Linked DNA regions of Mus musculus: region 1 is linked to region 2. The links are chromatin loops, found by intact Hi-C in ENCODE. Cell type or tissue: left cerebral cortex. All regions are shown on one strand. Region 1 overlaps Limch1 (LIM and calponin homology domains 1). Region 2 overlaps Apbb2 (amyloid beta (A4) precursor protein-binding, family B, member 2).

Region 1 (2,500 bases), 620 kb after region 2:
GCTCTGAAGTGGGAGTGGTGGCCTCCTGGGCTGATGTGGGCACATGATGACATGCCACCTCTTTCAGTTTTCTTCTACTTCACCTTTCTCACGGGATGCTGCTGAAACCATGGTTCTCTTCCTTTATACATAGGTTGGAACTGAACTCAGATCTATTGCGATACTTAGGTTGTATCCACATAAACCATCCCATTCTAAATCCTCCTGATAGGCTCAGCTCTGTAAGAATAGGATTATAATAGTGACCACCATGCAACTGCGTGCCTGCTCACTGAGGAATGAGTGAAGACACATTCTGGGTACAAATGCTTAAAATATAAAAAGAAGCAAACTTCCTGAGATTTCATTTATATATTAAGCCAGAGAAGTATATCAAACAATATGTAACGAAATGCTAGGTTATAGGCTAAGGACATCAGAGGAATATGAGATGACAAAGATTAGGTAAGACCAATGTAGCTAGAATGCAGTATGGGAAAGTTTTGTGTGGGATGTGGAGTTTGAAGCCTGACCTTCACTGTGGATATTTGATTGACCTGGGGGACAGATGCAGCTGTTCCACACAGTGGGGATATGAAAGTGAAAGGAGTGCAAGGGAGACGCCACGTGGTATTGCAGACTAGATGCTGTCCTTTCCAGACAGAGACACCGGTTCCCTTCCCTCCCTGATACTTGTGAGATCTCTCCACATCTTCTCTCTCTCTCTCTCTCTCTCTCTCTCTCTCTCTCTCTCTCTCTCTCTCTCTCTCTCTGTGTGTGTGTGTGTGTGTGTGTGTGTGTGTGTGTTAGAAGCCCAATAAAAACCTAGCACCTTGCATTTTAGAATGCTGGCTTATGTTAGAAGATCCTGTTGTAATGCACATACAGCATCCTAGACTAGAGGGTTGGGAAGAGATTCAGATGTTTCCCTGAGCTGAAGATGAACCGATTCTATGTTTGTAGCCTATTGAAAGTCGCACTTCCATCTTCATGATATTCAGTGTTGACTGTCAGTTGGATAGACTCTGGAGTTGCCTAGGAGACAAGCCTCCGAGCGTGTCTCGGCTGGGTTAACCACCGAGGTGGGAAGACCCACTCTAAACGTGGATGGCATCATCAAATAGTCTGAGGAACAGGGAGAATGGGAGCTGAGCACCAGCGTCCATCTCTTCTTTCCGACAGCAGACGCAGTGTGGCCAGCACCCTCGTGCTCCTGCTGCCATGACGGACTGTATCCCCTTGAACCAAGAGCCCAAGGCAGCCTCCCTCCCTTATGTTGCTTTCACCCTGTATTTTTACCACAACAAGAGACTTGGCTAGTGCAGTCTCCCTCAAAGCTATCTCCACGGTGGTGCTGGCGGTTTCTGTCCGCCGTTGTCAGTCACGCTTGCATTTGGATCTCCTCCCTGCTTGGTGGTCTGAAAATGACCCTCTCCCAAATTACCTCAAGAACTCCATGCAGTAGGCCAAACACGGCCTGAACATGGTTAAGTAAGTGTCTGACTTCAGTTTGTGTATAGAAGTAAGTACTGGAGCACTATTACCTAGACTAATACATGCCAGATAGTTACTGTGAGATTGCACATCTGCCAAGCACTTAGCTTGGTGTCCAGGTGACTTGTAGCCCACAGGAGCCCTTATTTTTTGTATTACCATAATCAAGTACAAGGTAAAATAGTACATTTTCCCCCTAGAAATACAAAATAGGGAGAAATATAAAGATTTGGGGAATTTACATAAGATTATCGAAATTACCATTTTGAGCAGATGTGAATTTTATATGTATGAGATGGATTTTTTTGTCTTCTCCCAGCTGCTGGTGTCCGTCAGTCCAGTTCATTCCCTAAAAGTCAGGCAGCTGTCAACAGCTCTTTCTAGGAGACTCTATCGCTTATTTCTTCCCCTGGCTCTTTCTGTATCTGTTGTGTTCTCCAGTCTTGGCTCTCTTCTACCACCTGGGCTTCCAAGATTCCACTCTCCAGGCACAGAGACCCCCGGTCACTCCATTTCATGAAGACTGACCAAACTTCTCTCACACAGTCACTCATCCCCAATGTCGGAGCCCCCAGTGGTCGATGGCAGTTCTTGTGTGATGAGCCAAGCCCGGCTCTTGGGTACCTCAAGCACTCTGTGAGCTTTTCTCAGACTGAGTGATGAGGTGGGGCTGTTTGTCCCTTGTCTTCAACAAGCTTGTGGCCCTCCTCAAAAAAAAAAAAAAATCAGCAGTTTCCTTCTGTTTTCTGACCCAGGGGAACAATCAGATCTTTCTTGCTCCTTCTGCTTCTCAGTGAGGGCAGGACAAAGGCATCCGGGTAGGCGCTGTTTGCCTCGCAGTTGACACCAACTGCAGATTCCTGTCAAATGTCGACAGGAAAGTGTTTTTCCCCAACCAGAAGTCATCTTAAGGTTGGTAGATTAATGTTCTTGAAATGAAAATCTATTAAATACTAACGTATATCTGTATATAAAAATTGTTTAGCAATTTCAAGATGATATGTGCCAGAGGAGATAAATTGAACAC
Region 2 (2,500 bases):
CCGAGGAAACAGAGCTGGAGACATGTTGCATCTTTTGTGGGGAGCTATGGAAAGACATCTGCATTCTGGAGACCCTCCCTGAAGAGCCCAGCCCTGCTGGACGAGTGAATTACTTTTGTATCTAAGCAGGCTGTGAATGTCTCAGAGTGTCCATCACCCAAAGTTCCTTTCCAGAATCCTATGGGGCCAGGTTCGAGCACCTGCTGGTCCACTCTCTGCATAGCCACCCATGCACTGTTAACAGCTATGACTCACTCTGACTCCTACAGAGCTCCTACAGGGAAGAGGACAAGACTTGCCTGTCCTTTAGTTAGCCTATTCAGGGCATCTACCACCAGGCCCAGCCACTAATTGTTGATAATGACATCTCTTGTCCCAGCAGCATCCTTTAAAATTCAGAGACTCACAGCAGCCGGTTCCCGGGTGACTCACTTGGACAAGTGACCAGAAATTAACTGGGGGGAAAGAAGCCGGGCTTCTGCCAGGACTTCAGTATTATGCTCAGCCATGTTGGCAAATAAAGGAAAGGAAACAGCTTTAGAAATACAAAACTCTGTCCCCTGGGCTGAGAGGGGAATAAGTTCTAGCCAATGATGCACATGTCAGCCCTGCTGTGGGCTGGGGGAGTTGGGAGTGAGGGTGGGGGAGGTGGAACACACCATGCAGGGTTAAGCTGGGCAGCCAGGCTTTGTGCCTTGGTATTCTGTGGCCAACTACACCCAAGCAGAACACTGGGCTCTTCCTTCCTAGGGACGAGAAAAGATCTTACTATTCCCTCCATGAATTCCCACCCTGAAGCCATGCCTCGGTGGCTCTATCTTATTCCCAGGACTTGGCACATTTGCCCCGGGTTCGGGGCCTGGCTTCTTGACTGAGTCACGCAGATACGCACTCCCCTTGACAAAGGGCATTCTCTTTGACTGGCTGATGCCAGGGATGGTTTCTCTCTCTCTCAGAACTGGCTGCAATAAAGCTTTCCATACACTTCCTGTTCTGTGACCTTGCTCAGCTCTCAAGAGTCCATTTCTCTACCTCCTGAATTAGTCGAGTTCTGTTTTGACTAATAGAAGATAGTGGTACCATTTCCAAGAAAAGCCTGCTCTCACCTGGTAGCTTTGGCTTCCTGTCTTTCCTGCCCAGTGAACTGTACTGCTAAAAGCCCAAGCAACACAGAGTGGGCCCTGGAGGATGAGTCCGGGGAAGGGCTGCTCTAGATGCAGATCTTCCAGGTCCTGCTGCCTACTAGTGGATCACAGAGGAACTGCACTGCTGTGTGGCTGAATTCTGCACAAACTCCCAAACTCCAAGTCATGAGGAAAATGAAACTGTTTCCAGTTACCAAGTTCTGGAGCAGTTTATTATGTAATACAGAGGACGAGATCCCAAAGCCACACAGTAAATAAGAAGCAAATCTTGAGCGGGCCAGGTCCAGCCAGAGTCTTAGCCATCACACTGAATGCTAAGTATGTTTGCTCCCTTGGCATTAATCATTTTACAAATGTTTTCTTTCTTTCTTTTTTCCCCCACCCAGAGAATGAATCAACCATGCAAATCAAATCCAAGAGTTTCTCATAGTTCAGAATTTCTGAAGAAAACAAAGTCGTTTTCAATGGCACGGACTACTACACGCAGCTATAACATCCCACAGAAATGCGAAGGCATGAAAGTGCATTTGTTGCAGATCAGAAACAGATCTGAATGAGAGAAGACGCTCCCTGCGATTTCCTGTTTATCTCTTAGGGTTAATCTAGTGAATTGCTAGCTAATAGAATTACTTCATGGAAATTTATGCTAATAGGAACCAAGGGAAGGCTCGGATAAATAAATCTCAAGAGGAATATTAGAACCTTGCACTCCTATCCCGTTTGCTGGAGAGTTACGCTGTCAAGCATACCCAGCCCCGACTAGCCTCACTCCTTCCTTCCTTTCTCCATGTGGGGCTGGGTGTAGCAAGAACAGAACAAGAAAAGCCCTCATAAGATCCAGTGCCTGGATAATAAAATGGCTGAGCGGACCAGGCACTAACTGCAAACGGACATAAGCAATGGAAAGTACTGCAGTGATGAACTATGCTTATGTCCCTGCAGAAGACACCGCAAAATCATGTCTTATTTTGATATAAGTTTCAAACCCAACAGTGTCACCTACTCAGTGTTCTCTGTAGGCCTGTTGCATCTGCATCTGTGTGGCTCCTGGACTCATTAATGTGAGCCTTTGTCCTCAGCAGTGTGACGATCATATCAACCTTGCCAAGGCCAGCATGCCACAAAGCACTGGGCCATAGGAGTCCAGAAGAATCCATCTTTAGGCAATGACCTCCCAGTTCCAGAACTCACACCCACCCTTGGCAACTCTGCTACCTTAACCCCATCTAGATAGACAGCCAAAGCGACCTTAAGCCTGGGGAAACAGTGGCTTGGAACAAGAGGTTTGGGAGTCATGTGCACAGGGTTGAAGACTTCTTATTTCCACCAGCTACCAGATGAGCACACTGTGAGAT

The links. Peaks named below come from ENCODE experiments on the same cell type or tissue, not always from the same donor. Only the 100,000 strongest peaks of a DNase experiment are listed, where the experiment ranks them.
Region 1: a loop joins it to region 2, with 3.0 times the contacts of the local background. A loop is called at or near these places in 4 of 42 quality-filtered maps.

The regions. Positions count from the first base shown.
Region 1 is chr5:67,008,405-67,010,904 of GRCm38, forward strand. The region is part of intron 13 of Limch1 (LIM and calponin homology domains 1); the gene reads left to right. Among named protein-coding and RNA genes, the nearest start is that of Gm33040, 10 kb to the left of the region's middle. In left cerebral cortex, no CTCF peak of the experiment used is centred here; a DNase peak (open chromatin) is centred at 1,014.
Region 2 is chr5:66,384,617-66,387,116 of GRCm38, forward strand. The region is part of intron 9 of Apbb2 (amyloid beta (A4) precursor protein-binding, family B, member 2); the gene reads right to left. Among named protein-coding and RNA genes, the nearest start is that of Gm52775, 120 kb to the right of the region's middle. In left cerebral cortex, a CTCF peak has its summit at 1,254; DNase peaks (open chromatin) are centred at 288 and 1,234.